2 separate regions of the Mus musculus genome follow, and region 1 is linked to region 2. The links are chromatin loops, found by intact Hi-C in ENCODE. Cell type or tissue: heart. All regions are shown on one strand. Each heading gives the region's core, and the rest is flanking DNA. Links, peaks and the distances in the headings are about the cores only. Region 1 holds the start of Gm33473 (a long non-coding RNA gene). Region 2 has its middle 27 kb from the start of Timm8a2.

Evidence for each region. Hi-C counts contacts between places; a loop is a spot of excess contacts. Peaks named below come from ENCODE experiments on the same cell type or tissue, not always from the same donor. Only the 100,000 strongest peaks of a DNase experiment are listed, where the experiment ranks them.
Region 1: it touches region 2 in a loop (2.0-fold over the local background); 3 of 42 quality-filtered maps call a loop at or near these places.

The regions. Positions count from the first base shown.
Region 1 is chr14:121,990,390-121,998,821 of GRCm38, forward strand. It overlaps Ubac2 (ubiquitin associated domain containing 2), which reads left to right. Exons shown (of 9, transcript NM_026861.2): 7 at 3,836-4,081. Gm33473 (a long non-coding RNA gene) reads left to right here and starts at 4,091. Exons shown (of 2, transcript XR_874990.1): 1 at 4,091-8,014. In heart, for the core only: no CTCF peak of the experiment used is centred there; DNase peaks (open chromatin) are centred at 3,982, 4,672 and 6,612.
Region 2 is chr14:122,057,330-122,065,761 of GRCm38, forward strand. No RefSeq gene overlaps it. Among named protein-coding and RNA genes, the nearest start is that of Timm8a2, 27 kb to the left of the region's middle. In heart, for the core only: a CTCF peak has its summit at 3,566 (motif pointing left); DNase peaks (open chromatin) are centred at 3,562 and 7,392; H3K27me3 peaks cover 4,909 bases.

The DNA.
Region 1 (8,432 bases), core at 281-8,280, 67 kb before region 2:
GTCCTCAGGAAGACAACTCTTACCCAAAGCCACCCAGTGCTTTGTGGATGTCAGCTGGTGCTCTAGAACCCAACTCCTTTCCCTGCTCATACTCTAATTTTAAAATATTTTTTCCAACAAAACATGGCATTCAAGAAAAACCTGTCTCAGGCTGAGGATGAAACTCAGTTGACAGTGTTGCTAGCATGCATGAAGCACATAGAAACTGGGCTTGGTAGTGCACATCTGTAGTGTTAGCACTATGGTAGAGACAGAGGCAGGGTGATCGGAACTTCGAGGTCATTCTATAGTGAGTTCAAACCACCTTGGCCTAGTGAACCCCTGACTCCAAAACACTGGGAGTATTAATACAGCATAAGTAATACTGTGGAGACCTGGGTAACAACTGGGCAAAGTTTTAATGTATTTACTGGTATCATATCTTTCCATGGAATGGGCTGCTGTGATTATCAAGTATAGGATACTCACAGCTTGATCGATTCTAATGCATTGTGAACTGAAACATTGCCAGCCCGTGTGGTGTGTTTAACTCAGGGTCATACAGAGGATCTAGAGACATGTGAACTCTTCTTTCCCATGCAAGCTCCTGCCCACATGCCCCTCAACTGTGGGATGGCTTTGCCAGCTCACCACTGGGTTGATCAGACAAGGGTGACGTCATAAAGCACGTCCTCATTCTTGCCCAGCAGCATTTTCCCACCACAGTGCTTAAAAAATGTAACCCTTGGATAGTCCCGAGGACTCTGAGGACTGGCAGACACCTTGTTATTTGTTTATTTTTATTTTGCAGGGCTGGAGACGATGGGTTCATGGTTAAGAACACCTGTTGGTCTTGCAGTGGACCTAGGTTTGATTCCTTGATTCCCAGTACCCACGTGGGGTGGTTCACAGCCATCCATAACTCCAGTCTCAGGACCTCAGGATGTACTAGACACACACATGGGGTACATACATACATGCAACAAGATACTCACACATGTAAACTGTGTGCCTGTGCGTGCGCGTGTGGCCCTTACACTGCTTTTCATTTTCCCTCTCAGGGTTCCTGTTTTAACTGGGTTTATTCCTAATGGTTTATTCCAAGCATGTGCTCATAGTATGTCAAGTTCTCTTTCAGGCTGCCTGATGCCTTTAGGAATTTCCCTCTTGTGCACTTCAGTGCATCTACAAGTAGATTGACGTCCTCTTATTTCTTGCAAACTAGTATAATCAAGTTTTCACCATTTGTTTATTGTGGGGGTGGGGATGGGGTAATGGGTGCTCAAGTTGGGGTTCCTTCCTTCCTCGAGTGAGTTCTCAGACCCACAGTCAAGTTATCAGTCTTAGGGGCAGGCACCTTTACCTGCTAACCCTTTGACCTAACTTTGGATTATATTTTAAGTTCATGTTATTTATATTATATTTTGATCACCCTGAAGAACTCTCAACTGCTGTTTCTTTGTCTGTAATCCCACTGTCCCCACACCCTTGCCTCTTCCTCTGGTTCTATGATGTGTGGCTATGGTGTTGTCCAGGCTCCCTGTATGTTCGCTCTCCATCTCAGGATCTTCCTTCACCTCATGGGAGATGGGGCACTGGGGGCATGGGGTTCAGACCTGGGTCATCAGCCACCTCACTGCTGCCTCCTACAGCCCTGGCTCTGGGCTCTGAGCTGAGTCTCAGGAGCACATCTGCAGATGTGTGCACATCCTGCTGTCACTCCACTGTGTGAGGTTCAGGTTCACACAGGCTCTCTGGTTTCACTGCACCTGGAAATCTCTGTTTCATTTTCTCCCTTATTTTGTACTATTTTGTTAGTGGAGCCACAGGAATGACTTGAAACCACAAGTTCAAGTTCCTCACTGTGCCCTCTGGAGCCTGCTTCATTCTATCCTTTGCTCCTGACTCTGCTCCAAATTGCCCTGGGGTCAGAGGCCTCCATGGGCCCCATCCATGGATGTTTCCTCACTGCTTCTCAGCTGCTGCATTTGCCGTTGCTGCCTGCTCCTCTCTGGCATTCTCCTTAAGGCTCCACTGACACCAGATTGCCTGGGCTCACCTTCACCCCAAAGCCCTTGGCTTCCTTCATGTGCCTCCCTGTGCTACCTACTCTCTCAGCCTAAATCGTGCACACTGGTCTATGTGCTCTCTCTCCCTAACTGTTCCCTTGGACCCCGAACTGGTGTTCCACCCACTCACTGTCTGTCCATCCTCCATGGCACCTTCTCTCCAGCTGGAATGTTTTGTCTTCAGTCTTCCCTGGCACCCTGTCATCCTGAAATAGGGTCCTTACTGGCTCGAGTAGGTCTTCATCTAAGTCACTGTGACTTCCTTCACAGAGCGTGCCTGACGGTCGCATGGTCTCATGTGTTCACCGTCTTTCCTGTGCACTAAGTACTAATCTTGCTGTGTGTGCAGTTTCCTTCCTTTGTTCTCTACAGTGTTCTCAGAGCAGGTTCTTGAGATACTCTTGCCTGAGTCACTGAAGCTCAGCATGGAAGTTGATGTGTTAGTACAGCCGGTCACCAAGGAGCACACTAGGCCAAAGCAGTTCCTCATGAAGAGGTTTTATTGAGAGGGAGAGACAAGGGAGTGGCAGAGAGAGAAGAGGAGAGAAGAGAGCGAGAGGGATGTGTTCTCCCTGTTTATATGGAGAATGCTGTAACACAAGTAAGGGTGGGAGGTGAGCCAAGTGGGTTCTGGGATATGGTGGTCGTTGGCTTGGCAACTGGTCTGCAGGTCACAGGTTGCACTGTTAACTCCTAGGTTTGGAATGTCCCGGTGCCAACAGTAGTGCGTATGTAATCCCAGGACTCAGCAGGCTGAGGCAGGAATATTGCAAGCTCCAGGCCAGCCTGGACTACTTATAACATGACCCCGTCTCAGTATAACAGCAAGAACAAACAAATAAATATTATGGAATACTTTTCTGGTTCTACTAAAAAGGTCATTAAACTCTTTTGTCTAGTGTGAATACTCCCATCCTAAAAGTTAGAGTCAAAGTCTTTTTTAAATGTATTTAGAAGAATATTCATGGTCATTTTTATCCAGAAAGCAATATTGAGGGGTTTTTTTTATCCATATAAATGGCTTTAAAGATAAAAAAATTAGATTTGTTTGTAAAAAGAAAAATATTTTTACAGATGTATTAATTGCTTACTAATAGTAACACACAGCTAAACATCTAGGGAAATGTCCGTACTTGAGCACTGTGTGAGTAAAGCCAGAGTTTGAGGCTGTTCTTCTCGGGTCAGGTGTCTCTCTTGTGGCCATCAGACAGTGATGGTGCCACAGAGTTGGCACAGTGTGAGACTGTTTAGAAAATCAATCTGTTTGTGGATCTGATTTTTTTAACTTTAGGGGTGTGTGTATGTAAGCTTGAAGGTCAAAAGCCTTCCTCGGGGTGTGTCATCCACCTGGTTCCTTCAGATGGCTCGCACCTGCACCTGGTCCCAGCTGTCTCAGCCCCCAGCGCTGGGGTTACAAGCACATGCAGCCATGCCTGGCTTTCACCTGAGTACTGGGTTGTTGAACTCAGGTTCACAAGCAGCCCAGAAAGCACCAGAGTACAGGCTATCTCCCAGCCTCTGGATGTCTTTTAAAATCGAAACATTGATCCTTAAATACTGTACTTGTAGTTGTAGAGTAAAATGGTCAGGATTTTGCAAACTCCAGATGAATACGTTTGTTTTACCAAGTAGGTTGAATTGTTTGTACTGTTTGATGTCTGCTACTTGATAAGACTTAGTGATACTGCTCAAACTAGAAGAATGCCCTCTGAGATGATTGATTCCTTGTTAATACTCCATGACATTCTTGCTTGCATTTGAATAACCAGTTGGATGTTTCCTTGTAGATCTCTGGCATGTGCTATGACCGCAAAGTGCTCCAGGTCCACCAGGTGCTCCGCATCCCTGGCAGAATGGCCGAGTTCTTCTCCTGGGCCCTTGAGCCCATCTTCTCATCTTCAGAACCCACCAGCGAGGCCAGGGTTGGGATGGGAGCCACCGTGGACATCCAGAGACAGCAGAGGATGGAGCAGCTGGACCGGCAGCTGATGCTCTCTCAGTTTGCACAAGTGAGGCGTCAAAGGCAGCAGCAGGTAAGGCCCGCGTGACCGGAGGTGTGCGCTTCCTCCCGCTGTGACGAGTGAGAACGTGTGGTGGCCTCCGCTTCAATCCTGTACTTCACACTGATCTTTTGATGTGTTTTCTGGAGAAGGAGAGTGCAGGTCTGTCAGGTCGCTTTTGTTAGTGTCTGGGGTTTCTGTTGTTTTGTTTTTAAGGTAACAAAATTACAGCCGAACAGTTGGTCAGATTGGACATTCATATCTTTAGCATTATTTCTAAGAGAAACACCGACCTAGTTAATGAGATAGGATATTTATCAGTGTTTGTAATCTTGTCAAAGCCACAATGTCTTCCTGTTGAAAGTGCTAGTCATGTGCCATGGAAGGGGAACAGGGGAAAGTTGTATGATTTTCCTTGGCTAAAGTGAATACCAAGATCAGAAAACCTTAAGGGAACAGCCAGTGACTACATCATATAAATGCTGTGTTTTCATAGATGAGCCCGCAGTAACCCGGAGCCATTGCACAATTACCTACAAATACTACTTTAGCCAAAATTCTGACATGACACTTGTCTTTCAAGGGAGACAGGGAAAGGGGAAGTTGCTCCATGCCCAGCTAAGACTTCCTGATCTGCTTTTCCTCGCACACTGTGACCAGCACATTGGACCCCTCACTTCCCACTTCCTCCTTCATCTTTTGGGGTGGTGAGAGATGCAGAATTCTCCTGCCATCCTTCTATCTTGCCTTCCCCAGGTAAAAGAGGTGGGGCTTCAGGACTCATGGTGGCCTCGAGTATTAAAGTCTAGTCTGCCGTCTTTGGAATGTGGGGTCCAGGGTTTGTCTTTAGGGGGAGTAAGTGATAGAAGACAGAGACCTAAGTTGTTCCTTATAGCCCTGTTGGACTTGGAAGCAACTGGAGCACGTGACACAGATACCCATGACATGTTCCATGATGGCTGGCATGTGCTCTTGTGAAGAGACCAGAGGTGGGGGTGGAGGTGGCTTACAGACTCACTCGTAGGTGTGAGAACCAAGAGTAGGGAGCTGTGTGGGAAGGATTCTGGCTACAGTCAACAGAACTGAAGTGAAGCCTTGTGATTGACAGGAGGGAAGCAGTAGATCCTACAAGACCCCTGAGAAGAGTGAAAGGATGGGTGTGGTGTGGTAGCATAGAGAACCCAGCAGAGCCTGTTTGTGCAGACTTCTTGGCCTCTCTGTAGCTTCCTCCCCTCCTGGGTACCTGATAGGACCATCTGAGATAAGAGTCTTCAGAAAGAGGAAAGAACGCCTCTGTTGGTTCTGTGGTGTGCTCTGGGTGAGTGGGTTTCTAGTCTCTGTGACTTGCCCCAGGATGAGATGGTAGGAAAAGGCTAGAGAGGTCTTGCTTTTGAGGCTTCCAGGGTCCTTCAGTTCAAATTACACAGTGTGCCAGGGTGCCCGACTTTGAGGTACTTTGTTCTGAGCCCTAATCCTCCTTTTATAAGGAAACTGTTCCTTTTGGATTAGGGTCCACCTAATGACCTTACTTTGCCATAATTAACCCTTAAAGGCCCTATGTATCATCAATACAGTTATGCTGAGGCAAGTCTTCAGCATACAGAGCCATGACTCCAGGTTATCAGTGCCCAGTGTTGGCACTAAGTAGCCATTTCTTCTCGAAGGTGATAGTGTATCCAGTTCATTGCTGTCTGCTCATAGCAGACTAGATATTCCATGATGGCAGTAGCTAGATCATCCTGGGTACACAGGGCCCATTTGTAACCTCCATCCATGTCATCATGGCTACTCTTCCTGTGCTGGTACTGAGATAGACAATAATAATGTTGCCGTCATTCTGTCTATCTCCTGCGTGTTGCCTTTTCTATGATGGACGTCCATGGTAGGAATTAGCCTGAGATAACAGCCACCACACTTCCAACATGTTCCTCTATCTGTGTACACTTGCCTTCCCTCAGGTTTCCTTGGGCCCTACCTTCCAGTCTCCTGGATGACCAGCCAAGTCATTGGCTATCCCAGTAAATCCGAATGCTGCATTTTATTACCCACAAGCCACTTCTCTTTACACTAAGTAGATGACTGAGGGCGTTAACCTGCTCTGCCCATGGAAGACTTTAACCTAAGCACTGGAGGGGCAGAGGTAGCTGGGTCTCTGTGAGTTTGTGTGTACAGCCTGGACTACAGGTGAGTTCCAGGATAGCCAGAGCTACATACACAGTGATATCCTGGTCTCAAAAATCCAAAACAAAAATAAAAACAAACATACAAATCCCCACAAAGCCCATGAGCCTATGAAATGTCAGATACTGGCCCTGGTAGCAACAAGCCAGACCCAATAGCAAAGTGACTATGATCCACTGGAGACACAAGGCTGGGGGAGCAGTTACCGTGTCTGACCCGCTGCCCTCAACGCTGCCCTGACTGAATGTACAGATGACAGGCACATGCCACAGAAGGACACATTGAGTACTAAAGCCAGTTTTCAAGTCAGCCAACCCGAGTCAAGCACGCAAGCATTTCTGGGTCATAACTACTTGAAGAAGACTTGTGAAAGGCCAAAGCACATCTGGCACTCTGCCACTTGTCTGGCCTCATGAAGTTCCTCATAGACTGACTCTGTCCAGATGAGTGAAGCCCCAAGAGGCATCACACAGGCTACCGCTCTCCAGGCTGCAAAGCATGCAAGAGCTTCCCAGCTAACGCAGACCCTCTCAGAATCCTGCCAGAGGGGCCGCCTTGGCCTCCATCTATTGAAGCGCCTTCACCAGTAGCCCCATGACAGGAGGAGGCTCCACTGCTCCTCATAAGCATCTGCTCTTCCTGCAACAGCTCCTTTCCTGGCTACCCTGTTCCTGAACTTCCTGCTTTCTTCCTAGCTGCTTCAATTTCTTTTTATCCTTTTTGTCAGCCTAATCACAGACTTTTTCTGTCTGTCCTGACTTGTTTACAGCTTGACCTTGCAGGACATCTGTGTGTCTTTTTATTTATTTATTTATTTATTTATTTATTTATTTATTTGGTTTTCCGAGACAGGGTTTCTTTGTGTAGCCCTCTGTAGACCAGGCTGGCCTTGAACTCAGAAATCCGCCTGTCTCTGCCTCCCAAGTGCTGGGATTAAAGGTGTGCGCCATCACTGCCTGGCCAAGGCATGAGCTCTTGAAAGGACAGAACTATGGGAACTTCACTCACTTGTGCCCTTTTGGACACTAATACAGCATACTGCCCTGTGTGTGTGCAAGAAGCTGCCTGAGCTACTTCCAGAAGGTAAAGCAGTGGTGGGGTGGTGTCCCTGCTAGACCCTGTGCAGCGCTGGGGCATGGCACCTCTGCACAGTGTAGTGTGTGGAGGAATCTAGACAAGGCCATCAGGTGGGATTGCAAAGCCCAGGGGAGGGGAGGAAGACTAGAGTCCCCAAACAACTGTGGGACATCAGGGGATTGCATTTGCTTAAGAACTGAGAGCTATAAGGAGTGATAGTGACAGATGAGGTGTGGCCACCCATGCTGGTAATCCAGACACAGGACAGCCGTAAGTCATAGGCCATGGAGTGGCCTGGGCTCCTGAAAGCTTACCCCTGGGCTATGAGTAGAGAACCTGTTTGAAACAAAAATAGAAAGAAAAGAAAAAACACACTCCCTGGTGATCATAGCCTCCCAGCCAGGGGAACCAGCTTTGAGATGAGAGACCAGAACTTTCCGTTAACCCCTAATATTTCCATGGGCAAAAAGGCTGAAGGGTGGGCTAAATACCAGTGGTGTTGATTTCATCAGTTGCCTTTATAACGTTTCCTCCCTAAGAACTCACAAGGACAAGATTGTCATAGTGTCTACATAACTGAACACGTGAAGGCTCCTGGAGGCTGGGGCTCAGAGAGGGCTAGGCCTCCCATTGCTGTGCTCTTCAGTGGGGAAGTGTGTGTGCAGAGTGCCCTGAGGACGTTTGCTGGGCAGACAGTTGGAAGTGCAGGTAAAACTGGGCAGGTGGGAGCAGCCTGTGTAACTGCTGGGTTTGTGTTTAGTTTTGTTGTTTTTCCAGACAGGGTTTCTCTATGAGGTCCTGGCATTTGCTCTGTAGACCAGGCTGGCCTCAAACTCAGATCACCTGCCTCTGCCTCCTGAGTGCCTAGATTAAAGGCGTGCTCCACCACTGCCCTGGCTGAGGGTTTTTGTTGTTGTTGTTATTGTTGTTTTGTTTGTTATCTAATTCTGTGAATAATATTTGAATTAAGTTTCAAGACTTTGAGTGCTGTCTCCTGGAGAATGGCTTTGTGTGTTAGGAAGTTCCCTCTCCCAACCCATCCCCAATGCATTAAAAGTGTTGTGTTGACTGGTGTGTGAACATGTTAAGGCCAAAACAGTTTTAGTTTTTCTTAGTTACACCCACA
Region 2 (8,432 bases), core at 182-8,181:
TAGCGTCTGCATTCCAGAAAGGACAGACCTTCTGACCCCAGTGGTGACAAAATATCTTCACTGCCTCGAGCAGGTAGAGTGCCACATCCCTGGGCTCTTCCGGTGTGTATAAAGCTGCCTGGAGGTCTTAGCCAGAGCTAAAGTCACGTAGAATAGGGATTTGTTCCCTCCAAGGGGACCTGAGCAGGAAGGATGAGACTCATATTGGTGGGGGGGTGGGCTGAGAAAGCCCTCTCCTCTGAGGGCTAACACAGGCTGGACCCTCATCAGTAATGTGTATTTCTCTGCTACTTCCAGCACCATTACAGGTGTTAAAGTCTAAATTCCAACACCCTGAGAATGTGTGTAAAGGAAATCAATCAATCAATCAATCAATCAGTCAATCAAACAAACAAACAAACAAAATAAAGAGGTCAAATGCATGGACCAGAATCTAAGAGGCAGGTGCTGATGCCTTCTTTAAGAAAAGATGACTGGGACACAAAGAATGGCAGGCAGAGACTCAGAGATGATGAGAAGAGACCAGCTCTGCCTGTGTTTTGATCAGGGCCGTGCAGGCTTCAGAGCTTAAGGGAAAGCATCCCTGTGGTGGAATAGCCCAGCCAAGATACCTTGTTAGTCAGACTAACAGGTGTCAGTGAGCACCCGTGCTCTGTCACAAGAGGAAGGATGTAGCCACTGGTCAGAGTCATATGTTAGAAAGGCCCTGTCACTCCCCAGGCATTGTGGAGTACTGGGTAACTAGGCTCCTACTGGGGACAAAAAGCCAGGTTTGAGTGGGGTTTCCCAGCAGCCCATGGTCTACTTGCTGATGTCATGGGCTGCCTTACAGTAAGCAGTGTTTGCTGGGGCACATTTGGACTCCCCAGAACTGCAGTCTTCATCAGTTCTTCAAATGGCTCTAGGCTACAGGGAGATAAGTGGTGTTGTGAGACACCCCCACCCCCACCCCCTGCACAACCACGTGGGAGGGGAGGGGGAGGGAGAGGCACACCTAAGCTCCTGTTTCCACAGAGAGCCAGAACCAGCATCCAGTACAGATGGAGTCAGGTCCCTCACACACTACTGCTTGTGTGTGCAATGTGATAGCCCCTCAGGGGACCTGAGTGGCCACTCAACTTTCTCATGGCTTCCTCAAGCATAGCCACTCCAGCAGCCTTTCTCTCTCAACAGATGAACTGCTGGGCGTACCCCATCTTGTCTCACACGCCTGCCTTGCTCGCAGTGTAACCCACTCTTCTTTAAAGCCACAGTCGAAGAGGCATCTCAGCCTCCTCTGTGGCCGGATAAAATGGACAGACAACACAGAAGTCCTTGGTCTGCTAAGCCGGAGGTTTTGCACTCTGTTACCTGATTGAAGAAATACGATGGGTTTGGTTTCATTCTTGCCGAGGTGATTGTAGTCGTGAACCTCACGTTAGGCTTCTCCTCAGGTCACAGTCTCACAGAGCCAATCAAGGCAGATTAATCAAAGTGGTTCACCTTGCAGATGCCACCCCTTCCTCTCTATGCTTGTTCCAGCCTGGGCACCTAACTAGGCAGTCCTAGGCCTCCTGAGGGTTTGCCTGGCTGGACAAGTTCATTCAATCCATGATGGCAGCCTTAAAAAAAAAAAAAAAAGCCACACAGACACTTCTTGAGTCTCACGGGCCTCCAGCGGGTCTCTTGGTTTCGGACACTCTTCCTAGTTTTCACACCAAAAATATGAATGGAGCTGCAGCTGTGGTGTGTGGCTCTGAGGGCAGAGCAGACAGGGTCTTCTGACCCCTCACGTCTTCTCCCTATCAGCCTCTCATCCCAGTCCCGTGCTGATGAGTCCAGCTGCCCTTCCAGTGCATGTAGGGGTCTGCAGGTTTGCTTGCGTACAGTGTGTATGCATCTCTGTGGTGTGAGGATGCCTCAAGTTCAGAGTTGCTCAGCTTCCTTCTGGGCTAGGTCTGCCGCTGTTCAAGCTTTTCTCATTGTGGTTCTGCTCTATCCTTTACCTGGAGATATACCAAATATGAAGAATATACTTAGGATGGGAAGAGAGGCCCCTTGGTCTTGCTAACCTTATCTGCCCCAGTACAGGGGAACTCCAGGGCCAAGAAGTAGGAGTGAGTGAGTAGGGGAGCAGGGCCGGGGGAGGGTATAGGGGACTTTTGGGATAGCATTTGAAATGTAAACGAAGAAAATATCTAATAATTTTTTTTTAAAAAGAATATACTTAGGAGCAGTTCTGGGTTAAAATTTTGGAGGTGGGTGGGTGGCCCCATCCCTCAACCAGGAGGCCATGCCTAAACTCTGGATATGGTCTTGACAGGTTCTCCCTCCCCTTTGTGGGGTATTTTAGCTAATGTCATCCCTGTAGGGTCCTAGGAGGTTTTTGCTTTCCTGGCATATGGGGCTTTCTGGTTGCTACCCCCAATTCCCCATCCCCCACTGCTACACTCCTCTGCTCAATTTCCTGACCCTCTGTATATCATCCTCGTCTCCTCCCATACCTGATTCTGCCCCTCTTTTCTCCTCCCCGTCTTCTCTTCCTCCCAAGTCCCTCCCACCCTCTACCTCTCTTGATTATTTTGTTCCCCCTTCTAAGTAGGACAGAAGCATCCATTCTTTGATCTTCCTTCCTCTTGAGCTTCATTTGGTCTGTGAGTTGTATTGTAGGTATTCCACAACCTTTGCCTAGTACCCACTTACCAGTGAGTACATACCATGTGTGATCTTTTGTGACTGAGTTACCTCACTCTGGATATTTTCTAGGCCACCCACCCATCTCCAGAATTTTAACCCAGAATTGCTCCTGTCTAAAGGAAAAACAGGGGAAAAGAGTGGAGCAGAGACTGAAGGAAAGGCCATCCAGAGACTGACTGCCCCATCTGGGGATCCATCTCACATGCATACACCAAACCGAGACACTATTGCAGATGCCAAGAAGTGCTTGCTGACAGGAGGCTGATACAGCTGTCTCCTGAGAGGCTCTGCCAGATCCTGACCAATACAGTTGCGGAGGCTCACAGCCAGCCATTGGACTGAGCACAGGGACCCCAATGGAGGAGTTAGGAGAAGGACTGAAAGAGCTGAAGGGGCCTTGTCTGGCATCAATGGGAGAGGAGGCCCTTGGTTCTATGAAGACTTGATACTCCAGTGTAGAGGAATGCTAGGGCAGGGAGGTGGGAGTGGGTAGGTGGCGGGGGGGGGGGGGGGGGGGAGCACCCTCATAGAAGCAGGGTAAGGGGGATGGAATAGGGGGGTTTGCAGAGAGGAAACCAGGAAAGAGGATAACATTTGAAATGTAAATAAATAAAATAAAATAACACAATAAAACAAAAAAGAATATGAACATAAAAAAAGAATATACTTAAATGTGCAAGCACACACACAAACACACACCCCAGACTTCCCTAACAGCCTAGCAAACACGCAGTTAGCAGCTAATATTGCCACAGATAAAGTCTGGCCTTTAGAACCTGAAGTGGAGATCCAGGATACACCCTGAGGCACCCAGGCATGCAACTTTAGACTGCCCCCAAGGGGAAGTACCAGATTGGCTTTCTCAATACTTTGGGTTCATCCTATGCCCCCTGGTGGCAGAAACAGAGCATGGCGGGCACACTGTGAGAAGGCAGCAGATTCTCCTTGGTTAGCCGTATTTTTAGTGTAATTGGTTGACTATTGTAGTTGTGATGGTAATGTAATATCAGCTTGTAGCCTGGCAGTGTGCTGGGGAAGTCTTCTATAAGCCTCCTTTCACAAATCAGTTACAACAGGCTGAGCAGCTAAGACAACTTTCTGTATTGTAAATGACTAGGATTTGGTTGCAAGCACCCAGCCAGCAGTTCATAACCATCTGTAACTACAGTTCAGAGGATCCAAGGCCTGTTTTGGGGCCCTCACACCTATGTCTATACAGTACACATATGTGTGCTACACACCGGTACTGCACACACTTGACACATGCAGACAAAACACTCATATACATAAAATAAAAAATAAATTTATTTTTTTTTCAAGACAGGGTTTCTCTGTGTAACCTTGGCACTCTTGGAACCCTGTAGACCAGGTGGGCCTCAAACGCAGAGATCTGCCAATGTCTGCCTCCTGAGTGCTTAGGTCAAAGGCACGTGCCGCCGCCACCCAGCTAAAATAAATTTAAAATCTTAAAAAAAAATACTCTAAGAACTTCATTGGATGAATTTCCATATATAGACTAGAAAGCTGTTTCTCAGGATGAGTCACACAGCTTAGGAAACAGGCCAGAACTTCACTACAGGGCTAATCCCTTGCTCTTAGCCACTGACCCCACGAGGCAACAACAACAGTATTTCTCTAAAGCGAGCTCTGTGTGGATTCTTTGCAAAGAAAATTATTTTTAGTTAATGAAGTCTACTGGGGTATAGCTTAATGGTACAGTACTTCACTGGCTCAACTTAGAGCAGTGGAATGAAAAGGATCCTCCATTTGAGAGACTGAAGTAGTGACACAGTAGAGATGGTGACCTTTGACAGCCCAGGGCAGACCCTGCAGAAGCCCAGGGCTCCCATGGAGAAAGCCAGTCCAGGGACACACTGGGGCTCCCACAGAGAGAGCCAACTGAGGGCACACTGCTCTCTCAGCTGCCCAGGCTAGTCTTGAACTTACTCTGTACCCTAGGCGGGCACTGAATTTGTGATCCTCCTGCCTCAGCTTCCTGAGTAGCTGAGAGTACAGACCTGAGCCACCAGACCTGGCCATTTTCTTAGATCACCACCAAAAAATAAACAGAACTAAACTGTCAGGAAATGCCTCCTGACAAGACACCACGTTCATTCATCACTGGGATATCACAGCCGGGATCACAGCTGATCCAAACACTTCAAATAGACTGCAGGATCTGTCTGGTCCATAACATGAGTGAAGGACTTTGGCAGCATTGCAACTGCAAGAATCCAGTGACATATGAAGCTGGGGATTCAGGCAAAGACATCCTGGGCTATGTGCCTGCCATGTAGCCACCACCAGAGAAACTCTTACACATCAAAAATAAGTTAGTAAAGATCACCCAGAGCTGAGCACAGTGGTGGTAGAATAACATCCCTTTAATCCCAGCACTCAGGAGGCAGAAGCAGGTGGTTTTGATTTGAGGACAGCCTGGCCTACAGAACAAGTCCTAGGCCAGTCAGTGGTACACAGTGAGATCCTGTCTCTAAAAGTCAATCCCCGCCTCCACCAGGGGTGGGGGAAGTGTTAGTGCTGGAGAGAGAGATAGGTCAGCACTTAAGAGCCCTTTGCTGTTCACCCAGGGGTCCTGAGCACCATTCTCCATATTGGTACAGCAGTTCACGACTACCCATGACTCTAGTTCCTGGGATCCGATGCCCTCTCCTGCCCTCTGTTGGCACCAGTCATGCATACGATGCGCCCATGTACACACAGCCAAAAGTCATACACATAAAACAAAAAAGTAAAAAAAAAATTTTTTTTTAATTCTTCAGGCTGGACAGGTGGCTCAGTGAGTAAGTAAGGTTCACTTGCCATCCAAAATTGAAATTCAAATCTCAAACACCTACGTCAAAAGTAAAGCACTGTGGTGTGTGCCTCTTGAGAAGTTGTTGTGATAAAAATTCTGACCCAACCCAACCTGGAGAGGAAAAGGTTTATTTCATCTTGCACTTTATAGTCACTGAGTAGGGCCGGAACCTAGAAGCACGAACTGAAGAAATGCTGCTCTCTGGCTCCCTCCTCATGACGGGCTCAGCCTGCTTTCGTAGACATCTCTGGACTGCCTGCTGAAGGTGGCACTGTCCACTGTGGACTGGGCCTTCCGACATCAATCACTACTCAAGAAAATGCCTAGGGTTGCCTATGGGCCAGTATTGTGGAAGCATTTTCCCACCGAGGTTCTCTTCTTCATATGACCCTAGCTTATGTTACAATGGCCAAGGTGGCTCTGTGTGTGTGTACTTAATAAAATAGTGCAACTTTTAAGCTATGTATCAAACATCTTTCTGGGGTTTTATTTCATCTTATTCTGTTCCTGACATCTGATATTTGTCTTGATGGTTCTCATTCTCCCAACATCCTAGACCCAAACCAAGTTCTACAAGCCTCAGTACAAGATACTCTTCCTATCTAAATGTCTCTGCTTTGCCTTGATCTCTGGAATGCTAGAAGCCTGGGGTTGATCGCACAAAGCACCATGCTACCTGACAATGCTGTCTGGATCCTGCTCAGCAGCGAGGGCATCCTCTCTGATCACAGCAGGACACAGTGACCACAGTGAATGCTTATTGCCTTGAAATAGCTGTTCCCTGGGTACCGTTCAGGATGTCCCGTGTCATAATGAAAGCTATATAGACAAGTCCATGAAGACAGAAGCAAAGATGGAGTAGTCTAGCCATGAGCCATGGAAATCCCAGGCTCACCGGAAGCTGGATGAAACAGGAGCCCTGGAGAGAGCATGGTCCTGACTACACCTAGAGTTTAGAACTTCATCTCCCAGGCGAGCAGGAGCATGAAAATCTCACTTTAAGCCACCCTGTTTGTGGTGTATTGTTATTGGCAGCTGTGAGAACTTCCTCAACACATCCTCTACTGCTTTTCCGCTGGCAAAAACCACAGGTGTTTACATACAGATTGCCATTGCTATAGAGATCTGAACATTTCTCCTTTTTTATGTTTAATGTCTCATAACTTTGAAATTATAATTTACTAATTGTTTAATAAGTTATTAAATCACAAACACGTTTATTCTGCACTCCAGTGCTAGTGTCTCTGTATTTCCATACAGTAATTCATCCACTCTTTGCTTTACTTTAGGCATTTACAAACATTATTCCAAGGAAATGTCCCGCTGGCTTTACCAGAACTCTATCCACACACAGTACAGTTCTCACCTCAAAGGGAATAAGAAGTAGTTAATTCTGAAGGCAAAATGCATGACTAAGGCCTGTGAAGATGGATTCAAGTTGCCCCAAATACTGTTCATACATGGCATGTTCTTATAAGTACAGGAAAAACCCCTAAAGCTCTTCCAAATCCATTGGTGGAGGCATGTTTACCTGTGTTACAGCAAAATGGGGACATGTCTGCTGTGGGTCTCACCATGCTGAAGGGAGCGCTGCATGCTCTGTCACATTCTCAACCTTAGGGACAATGTAGGCTTGTGGTCTGTTCATGCATCCCAAAGGCTACACTGGAAGGTCACAAGAGTGTTATGTCAGACAGATCTGCAATGAGTAGCAACTACAGGGGCCAAAGCTAGCCCAAGATAACTTTGCAACATTTCATCTCCTCACAGTCATGAGGTTCTGACCAAGTCCTTAGTCTGCTTGCAGAAGGTTTAACAGAAGTGTGGCCTTTTGGGAGGGGGACCCTTACAAAACCCCAAGGGGCCCACCCACTTCAGCCTGGGCTTCAGTACCACATCTGATCAGAAGAGGGCACCAGAGGACCTGTGCAAAGACTGGTACTTCAACCTCTTCTACTGCGTTTCACTCAGGCACAGATACAGAAACGTCCTCTCTCAATTCAGGTTACTCTTAGAATGCACTGTGATCAAAATGTGGAATCATCTTCAAGCCTGCTATCCTGTTTACTTGTTGAACTAAATATTTCCTACCATTTTCCCCAGTGATCGCATGAGCATTTGGTACTGAAGTTGTTTTAAACCAAAATATCCTCTAGCTGGAGCTACCTGTAATTTCTAAGTTCTGTAGAACAGTGGGCAGTGTGCAGATACACAAAGAACAGAGCTGGGGCAGTGGTTCCGTGGGTAAAGTGCTTGCTGCCCAAGCCATGTGCAGTGAGTGCCTGGTGCCTGGACCCCAGCACTGGAGGAGGGAAAAGACTGATCCCAGGGCCTCACCTGCCAGTGTAGCTGAAGCAGTGAGCTCCAGGTTCAGTGAGAGACCCCGGGTCAGGAAGTACAGTGGAGAGCGACAGAGGACAGTTGGCGTCTAGTGAATCCCAAGCAAGTGTATCTGAAAACACACACACTCACACACACACACACACACACACACACACACACACACGAGTAAGAATAGCCTAGAGTTGGGGTGCAGTAGCTCAGTAGTTGGGCATGTGCTTAATGTAGGCTTTTAGGATTTGATGTTCAGCACTGATTCCACCATGTGACATGCTGGGATCCAAACCCAGGTTGTGGTGGTCTGAGTGAAAATGACTTCAACAGGCCCTTAGGGAGTGGCGCTTTTAGAAGGTGTAGCTGTGTTGGAAGAAGTGTGTCACTGGGGGTGATCTTTGCAGTTTCAAATACTCAAGCCAGTCCCGGTGTCACTGTTTTCCTGCTGGGTGCAGACCCAGATGTAGGACTCTCAGCTCCAGTCCAGCACCATGTCTACCTGTGTGCCACCATGACAATAAAGGACTAACCCTCTGTACTGTGAGCCAGCTCCAATGAAATGTTCCCTTATAAGAGTCGTCATGGTTGCGATCGGAGAGATGGCTCA